Linked DNA regions of Homo sapiens: region 2 is linked to region 1. The links are chromatin loops, found by intact Hi-C in ENCODE. Cell type or tissue: heart right ventricle. All regions are shown on one strand. Each heading gives the region's core, and the rest is flanking DNA. Links, peaks and the distances in the headings are about the cores only.

Region 1 (4,588 bases), core at 829-3,328:
ATGTGGAAGCAAAAGCATCAAGGTACAATTTAGGTATTTACCATACAAAATCTACAATTTAGAAAAGATAAATTTTGACCTTATTTTAATTCTTTGTCTTTTAAATTGTAGAGTTTGGATTACTCCTAAAAATGTAAATGATGATTCCACTAAGTTAGACCCATTCTGCCTTTCAGCACATGCTCCTGCTTGAGTTTCAACATTAAATTCTCATGCATCTATTTGCTTGAGGGTTGGAATAGATTTTAGGAAGAACATTTGAAGGCTCAAAAATGATTTCATTGCAATCTCTTTGTCTTCTGGCCTCCTCTGTTTATCTCATTTCTCCCTTCCCTTCCTTGCTTGTTTTCAGGTTCCTTTATTGCTTCTCTTCTACAAATCCTCACCCTTCCACACACTTTCACCCCCAAGTGGGGCACCTGTCCTATGGGGCCCCCAGGAATGGAAAGACTTGAGCCCAGTGCCCCCACTTGGCTTCACCAGCCTTCCCTAAGTGGGCCCTTGGCCAGGGATTTTCCTGGGATTATGGTGGCACTGGAAATAGAAAAATGGGTGACATAAGGGAAGATGCTATTGGTGACAGGGCCTGAGCACTGAGTGAAGAGATGGGAGAGATTTACAGTTGACTCTGAGTTTGTAAGCCTGAGAAATGGGAGCATGGAGGATCATTTGAGAGAAGGAGAGATGAGAAGGATGAGGAGAGAATGCAAGAGGATGGGAGGATGTTTGGAAAAACATTGTGATAAAATGCATATGCTCATGGAGAATGGCATGACGGTTGTCCTATTAGCTTGAGTCACCTGCATGTCTTGTGGGAATGAAGGGGGCAGCAGAAAAAGGGAGCCATCCAGGCTTGATTCCTGGGACCTGTGGGGAAGCCCAGTGGGGGTGCTGATGACATTAAAGTTTTAGTCCCTAGACAACAGAGGATGGTAGGAAATTGGTGAACATAGGCTTTGTTCCAGAAATTATTCTAGAAAAGTTGATGTAAATGCAAACTTTGATAATGGTACTGTATTAGTTTGTTCTCACGCTGCTATTAAAGACATACCCAAGCCTAGGTAATTTATAAAGGAAAGAGGTTTTCTTATTTTCACAGTTCAGCATGGCTGAGGAGGCTTCAGGAAACTAACAGTCATGGCAGAAGGGGAAGCAAACACGTCCTTCTTCACATAGAGGCAGCAAGGAGAAGTGGTGAGCAAAAGTGGGAAAAGTTCCTCATGAGAGCTCACTCACTGTCAGGAGATCAGCAGCATGGGGGTAACCACCCTCAGGATTCAATTACCTCCCACTGGGTCCCTCCCACAACACGTGGGGATTATGGGAACTACAATTCAAGGTGAGATTTGGGTGGCGACACAGCCAGACCATATCAGGTACCATGTGAACTATGAGAGTTCTATTTTACAAAGGAGAAAACTGATGCTCATAAGTAACTTGCCCAATATCACATGGCTATCAAGTGTTAGAACTAGAATTTGAAAATAAATATGACTAACTGACAAGTTTCTGCCCTTTTAAAGAAGCTATGTTCCTTATCTGGGAGGTCCTGGGCACTTGGTTGGAGACAGATAGGGCCTCTTGGCATGGGTAGGCATGAGGCTTTGTCACTTTGCACCTCCTGTCCCCACACCAACCCACCCTCCACCAGGAGCAGCAGCAGCACCAATGTTGTAGTGTGACAGGTCCCCACCAGGCTGCTTAAGGGCATTTGTCCATATGTCCATGGCTTGGACCCTGAAGGCCAGGTGGTGAGCCAAGGCCATGGTACCCAGACAAGGAGCAGGTGTTCATTCCTGAGAACTCAAACATACTGAAGTGTACCTGGTAATATACCAAGAAAAATAGTCCTATCACACACACACACACACACGGCAAAGAGCCAGAAAATTAGCTTAAAAGCAACTTAAAGACAGCAGGCAGTGGGGATCTCTAGAGCTGTCTTGCTGCCACCCAGGAGAGCCCTGGATGTAGGTCCCAATAAACTCATTTACTTATCAAGCTGGACTTGATGGAGTCATTCTTTGGTCTCTTGGCTCCTTCCCAGTTTGCAGGGGATGTTACCATCCCAAGTTCTTCCTGTAACAAATATGCATTCAGAATGGCTCTCTGAATGGCATGTGACTATGCAATTTATACAAGCTGGGGAGTTAGCCATGAAGAGACCAAGTGGTACATTTCTTTAATGAAATCACACACGACTAGGATCAGTGTTATATGCTAGCTCTGGTTCTCTCTGAATGATGTCCAAGGACTCTGCCTGAACTTGTTAGTGAAAGATGAGCCAAAGACAGGGAGGGAATGAGTCAGGGAGCGTACATCCACTTCCCACAAGGCTTCCATCAATGGCACCATGCATGGGACTGTAAGATTGAGCCAACTTGCTGAGATAAAAAATAACTTCATCGTGATCCCTTAGGAGACAGGACTAAAAATAGAGATGCCCTCTGTGGCTTGAATGAGAAGTGCCTGGAGAAGGAAAGGCACCAGCATGCCTGGTGGGGGTTGCTTCTCTGTGCATCTTCATGTAAAACATCAGGGGCTTCCAGTTTTCTGACCCTTTAAGGAGTTTTTTGACCCTTACTCTCACAAGGTAGGTGGTATTTTTTTGTTTTGTTTTACAAATGTGGAAACAGAGGCAGAATTGTTACATGGTTATGTTAGAGTAGGTAGGTAGGCAGGCATAAGCAGGGCAGAAGAGGGCCCCCCTCCAACCCAGGAATGTCAGGCGAACATCAGGTGATGGGTCAGGTGGTTGTTAAATTGTCTCTCTAAAATAATAATTGGTCTCAGCCAGTGTCAGGGAAAGGCAGCCTCACAATAGATAGAAAACACCTGAAGCTGATGATCAACAGCTTCCCAATAAGATCTCAGGAGTTGGGTGGATGGGCTCAAGCATGTGCACTAAGAGGCAAAATGATGGAGTTTGATGGTGTATTACCTTTATCTAGGAACACTTGACTGGTAAGGGAAGAACACCTCTAGTGAGCATGTGCACAACTTCGGTAAACACACTGTGCATGCAGCCCCTCCAAAGTGCTGGCAGGCCACTGTGCATGTGGAGAGCCCACCCCAGTGGAAGAATCAGGGGAGAAAAGATGTTGATATGGTTAGGCTTTGTGTCCCCACCCAAATCTCATCTTGAATTGTAATCCCCATAATCTCCACATTTCAAGGAGAGACCTGGTAGGAGGTGATTGGATCATGGGAGTAGAGTCCCCCATGCTGTTCTGGTGATTGTGAGTAGTTCTCATGAGAGCTGATGGTTTTATAAGTGTTTGACAGTTCCTCCTTCATACACTCACTCTCTCTTGCCTGCCACCATGTAAGACATGCCTCTTCAATTTCCACCTTGATTGTAAGTTTCCTGAGGCCTCCTCAGCTATGTGGAATGGTGAGTCAATTAAACCTCTTTTCCTTATAAATTACCCAATGTTGGGCAGTTCTTTATAGCAGTGTGAGAATGGACTAATACACATGTCAATGTATAAAACCCCAAGTCAAAGGTCAAACAGCACACTTGAATCTCTCAAGTCACCCGCTTGGCCCTCTTCCAAGTATACTTTACTTTCTTTCTTTCCTGCTCTAAAACTTTTTAATAAACTTGCACTTCTGCTCTATAACTTTCCTTGGTCTCTCACTCTGCCTTATGTCCCCTGGTCAAATTCTTTCTTCTGAGGAGGTAAGAACTGAGTTGCTGCAGACCTGTATGGATTCACCATTGCTAACATACTTTGATGCCATGACTCAGATGCATTCCCTATTGGGAAGACATCTCCATACCTCACCTGCTTTGGATGGATGCATTCAACCCCCTTTCGTGGGTTCCCTCTCCCCTTTCACTCTCCTGCTTACTAACCAACCCCCAAAATGATTCCTCTTGGCCACAGTGGTTCTGCTCCCCCTGACTGATCTCTCAGCTCACTCTGATGGGTGGCCTACTGGGTGGGGAAGGACCTTGGAGTCTGCACTGAGTAGACCTGAGACACTAATGGCCCTCCTGGACAGGAGACTCACGAGAGTGGTAGGGTTAAAGCTTAAGACATGCAATGTCTGGGGTTTCCTCTGCCCTTTCAACTAAAATCAGCTCTTTTCCAAGACCCTGCACCATCTACTCTCCTGTTTTCTCTGTGTGTGTTCTGAAATGGCCTTGTGCATCCATGGGACCATTTGCTTGCAGGAGGCAAGTCTGCCTTTTCTCTGCTTTCAATTCACATGCTGTGTGACTTCCTTCTTTGCCCTAAACACACTCCCTGTTATTCACGCATCCATGGCTCTTGCTATGTTTGCATAGCAGCAAAAAAAATGGGCTCCCTAGTGGATGTCTGTTGGCTCACTGCTGGGACAGACTCTAATTGGAACCCCAGCTCTGCCAACTCCTTATGACTTATCATACACTTTGCTTGTCATCTGTGTTACACTGCTGGGCCTAGCTTTTGAAACAGTTTGTCCACCTGCATTTGTCCTCATTCTGTGGCCCTTTAAGGATCCCTACTTGATTTTTTTGAGTTAGCATCCCTTTGGGAAGAGGGAAAATTCTTCCTTTGCCATTTGTGATCCCTTATCGCAGGCCCCATCTCCTCCAGAT
Region 2 (4,588 bases), core at 886-3,385, 84 kb after region 1:
CTCATGCTCATCAGCTCTGGCAGGCATTGATTCGGGGGAAGGGGGTGTTCAGCTCAGAGAGAGGCCAGCTCTCCTGCATCTGCTCGTATGGGCAGTTGGCAGAGAGAAGGGCAATGCTGACCTTAAACCAAGGTCAGGAAGGGTCTGTCGATAGGGTGGAGCCACCTGGCCTTTACTAATGTAGGAAAAGCTTTTCACACTATCCTCTGACTGGTTCTCTCGGCAGCATTTAGAGTGAGCACTGTGAGCCGGGACGTGCTCTGGGTGCTCTCGCTGCTCCCAGCAGAAGGGTTCAGCCCGAGGTGCAAGGTCAGATGAGCGGATTCCATGGTGTGCACGGCAGCGAGGCATGAGGGCAGTGCGGAGAGGAGCAACATGTCTCAATGTTAGGAGAAAAGAGAAATTCCTTCAAAGGGGTCATTGGCATCAGGAAGAGAGTATGGACCAATTCACAAAGAATACATTTCCCAAATAGAATTCCAAGCATTAAAAATGTATTGGGTATGCCTGTAATCCCAGCACTTTGGGAGGCTAAGGTGGGCGGATCACCTGAGGTCAGGAGTTTGAGACCAACCTGGCCAACATGGCAAAACCCCATCTCTCCTAAAAATACAAAAATTAGTAGGGCATGGTGGCGTGCACCTGTAATCCCAGCTACTTGGGAGGCTGAGGCATGAGAATCGCTTGAACCCAGGAGGCAGAGGTTGCAGTGAGCTGAGATCGTGCCACTGCACTCCAGCCTGAGAGATAGTGCAAGACTCTGTCTCCAAAAAAAAAAAAAAAAAAAAAAAAATGTATTGGGGAAAAAACAGCCATGTAAGACCTCAGGCCTTAAGGAAAGGGTGATGGCCAGTGCTTAAAGGAAAGAGAGAGCCTCAGTGCCCAGAAGGCGAGTTAAGGACCTACAGAAACTGGTGTTTCGTGTGGCCTGCTCTCTAAGGATATGGCAGAAAGGCAGATTAAGGGGTATAGTATCAAAAGGGAGGAAGCACCACAGTTGAACTGAGTCCCTGATACTATGGTCCAGGACTCTGAGATTTCACTCTCCAAGGACAGGATTAGACCCTCGGTCTGAGGCTGAAGGTTAAGTGCTTCCACCGGCAAAGAGCGAATGGTTGCTGGGGTATTGAGCCAAGAACAGCCACAGCGAAGGTTCACAGTGAGTGAGTGATACCGCTGGGAATCAGCCAGAAACAAAGCACCACCATAAAGAATATCACTTATAAGGATAGGACTTTCCTGTCCATTTAGGAATCACTGTCCTGGAAAACTCAGTTCCGTTCGTGTTGCCTTTGCGTTGGCCAGTCAGCGGTGCCAGCTGGAAGATACATAGACGAAGCTCAGTGGTGTGGATCAGGCAGGGTTAAGCACTGACAACAAAGTCATGGTAGGGAGACCACATGGAAAATGTGACCAGAGAAAAGATCCAGGAGAAAAAGTGTCTTGCTTGGTACAGGCATCTAAGACAGCTGGATTTTTCTTGAGTCTTTTTGGATCCTGTGGTCAGCAGAGTAACCTGATACATCTTGGGTGGCGGTTAACTATTTGTTTCAACTTGGTGGGGCCACAGTCCCCAGACATTTGGTCATTCTTGTGGGTGTGCTTTGAGGGTGTTTTTGGGAGAGATTAACATTTGGACAAGCAGACTGAGTAAAGCAGGTTGTCTTCCTTAATGTGGAAGGACTTCATTCAATCAGTTGCCTGAACAGAACAAAAGGTTGACCCTTCCCCTAGTAAAAGAGAATTCTCCCTGCCTGGTGGCCTTCAAACTGGGGCATCAGCTCTTCCTTTTTCTACAGCAGCTGCTGCTCTTCAGACTCAGACTGGATCATTGACTCTGCAGATTGTGAACTTGCCAGCCTCTATCTATCATCTCTCTATGTTTCTGCCTGTGTGTCTGTCTGTGTGTCTGTCTACCTACCTACCTACCTACCTATCTCTCCTGTTGCTTTCTGTTCCCCTGGAGAGCCCTGACTAACACATCTTATTATAGGATTAGTCAGAACTCCCAACAATTTTGCCTGGTGAAGTCTGCTCAACAGCTGCCAGGTTCCAAGGTCAAGCGTCCAAAAAGGGAGAGGGAACCAGCCAGAAGCTGTATCATTTTAAGACCTGACCTTGGAAGTCATTCAGGGTTCCTTCTACCAGCTTCTCTCATTAGAAGTGAGTCACTAAGATGACCTGTATTCAAAGAAAGGGAAATTAGAGCGCCTTGTTAATGGAAGAAATATAAAAAATTTGCAGACATGTTTTCAAAGCACCATTTTCCACTCTCTGGCCATAATTTATTTACATTTCTCCCACTCTCTTACCTCCCCTCAAGATCCCACGTCTTATCTGTTGTGGGATCAGACTCACAATCTTGTCAACTGAGTAGGTCCAAGTGCAGGTCAGGTGAGTGAACTGCTGAAGATGTGAACAAAAGAAACAAATCACCCAGTTCTCCCACTCTAGAAATCCTAAGAGCACTGAGGGAAGGAACTGTATCTCTTTTTAGCCCCCATGGTGCTTAGCACAAAAAATAGTGAAGGTTGTTAAGACATCATCTTGCATTTTTTCTAAAGCAATAAACATAAATAAATAAAACATCTACATCCCTCCTTTCTGTTCCCAAGTACAGAAGTCGCCCCCTCCAATCCATTGTTTCACTTTCCTCAGTTTCTGTTACCTGCAGTTCACCATGATCTGAAAATGTTAAAATATTTTCAGAGATAAAGCAGCTATATTCACATAACTTTTATCAAAGTAGGTTGTTATATTTGTTTTATTATTATTTATTATTTTGAATCTCTTAACTGTGCCTAACTTGTAAATTAAACTTTATTATAGGTATGTATAAGAAAAACAGCATATAGAGAGTTTGGTACTGTCTGCAGTTTGAGGCAACCACTGGGGGTCTAGGAACATCTCCCATTTGGATAAGAGGTAAGTACTGTAATAGAATTCCTTGCCTTTGAAGGTCAGAGGTTGCAACAGTGGACACTGCAGGACCTCAGAGAGTGAGCAAACACTTGTGCTCTGTGCACATTGCAGACATGTTTTCAAAGCACCATTTTCCACTCTCTGGCCACAAATTATTTACATCTCTCCCACTCTCTTACCTCAGTCAGCACTCACAGGGGGAGGGCTTTACAGCTCAACCAGAGAGCACTAAACCCTCTTAACTTTCCAAATGACTGTAGCAATTTCACCTTGCTCCTGGGCCCTGCCCAGCCAAGGTTTCTCTACATTTGGGATTTAAAACCAATTGGAAAATCAAAGTAGTAGCTTTGTATAAGGGGTCCCCAGCTACTCTGTTGGCTACTTTTACAGCCAAATCAATCATGGTTAATAAACTGAGATACTGAGAGGGTGGAGACACTGTCTTCAACTGGAACCTTGTTCTGACTCCATGACCAGGGATGCCTAGGAATAAAAGAAATTAGTCTCCTCCTCTCCCCCACAGTCTTCCATTTCTTGCCCATATTTCCACTAAATGTTTCAGAGTGCCCACACATGCATACTCCTACGAGAGAAGCTTGGGCTGTGTGCTTTTCCCCACCGTGCTATGAAAGTCAGACCATGTGTGCTAAGTACAGGAGCTGAGAAAATCCTATAAACAGAGTCCTAATATAGGGTTAACAACATTCCACCTCTAGGTCAGAAATTTTATGTAGACCAATAAGAAAGCACAGAGAATATGTACATTGATTTACCGTTTACGATTATTGGCTACCATGTATTGGGTGCCCTTGAAGAGCTGGATACTATCCTAAGCATTTTATATATTTTATTCATATTCTTCAGACCTTTGCAATGTAGCTGTGCGGATGTGGGACTTAAAGCATGGAAAAGTTAAATAGCTTGCCTAAATTTTGCACAGCTGGGATGTGAATGCAATCTCTCTTGAGTGCACTTCTCAGCTTGCCATGTAAAATTACTGACATCCATTTGACCTGGTTGTGCCTGTCACCTTTGCAGCCCTCTGTGTAGTATTCCCAACTCTCCATGAAGTTATCAATTTGCTAAAAATAATTTCTGTGGCTGATGGATTTTTAATGTAGCGTGCTGTCTCAGGCCCCTCCCTAGAAGTTTATGGCCAAGAAACTGAGCGGTGGGGAGGCTTTTGGAGCTCCTGCTAATGTTAGCAGACTGTAGGGCTGAGGCTACCACTGGTCTGATTTCTGCCTCTTCTTATTTTTAATGAGGTCAAGGGCATCCACTGGCAAAGGGGAGGGGGCTGTCTCTCCCGACAGTGTCTGGGTACCTGGAGCTCTCTGTTGACCACTCTTGTTTCTTTTGCGTCTCACACACAGCCTGAGGTCAGAGGCAGAGACATTACTCATAACTAATTCTTGTAGCGTACATCATTTAGACTTGGTTACCCCCAAATTAATGAAGAGAGAGGAAAAACCTCTTTGTCTTTCAAATACCACCTGTTCTTCACGTCCAAAAGACCATTTCCTCACTAGATTCTGTGAAGTGGGCCTTGCCTCTAAGGGGGTTGTGGACAGGCAGAGAGAGCAAACTCGACTCTGAGACACAAAGTAGCAGAGGGGGTTGTCCTGTATCTCAGACTGGACACAAAACTGGCTCTAGAGACAGTTTG

The links. A loop is a pair of places that touch in the nucleus more often than their neighbours do. Peaks named below come from ENCODE experiments on the same cell type or tissue, not always from the same donor. Only the 100,000 strongest peaks of a DNase experiment are listed, where the experiment ranks them.
Region 2: it touches region 1 in a loop (31-fold over the local background); 3 of 110 quality-filtered maps call a loop at or near these places.

The regions. Positions count from the first base shown.
Region 1 is chr7:153,387,138-153,391,725 of GRCh38, forward strand. LOC105375577 (a long non-coding RNA gene) reads left to right here and starts at 2,023. Exons shown (of 3, transcript XR_928187.3): 1 at 2,023-2,593. In heart right ventricle, for the core only: no CTCF peak of the experiment used is centred there; no DNase peak of the experiment used is centred there.
Region 2 is chr7:153,471,395-153,475,982 of GRCh38, forward strand. No RefSeq gene overlaps it. Among named protein-coding and RNA genes, the nearest start is that of LINC01287, 61 kb to the left of the region's middle. In heart right ventricle, for the core only: no CTCF peak of the experiment used is centred there; no DNase peak of the experiment used is centred there; H3K27ac peaks cover 631 bases.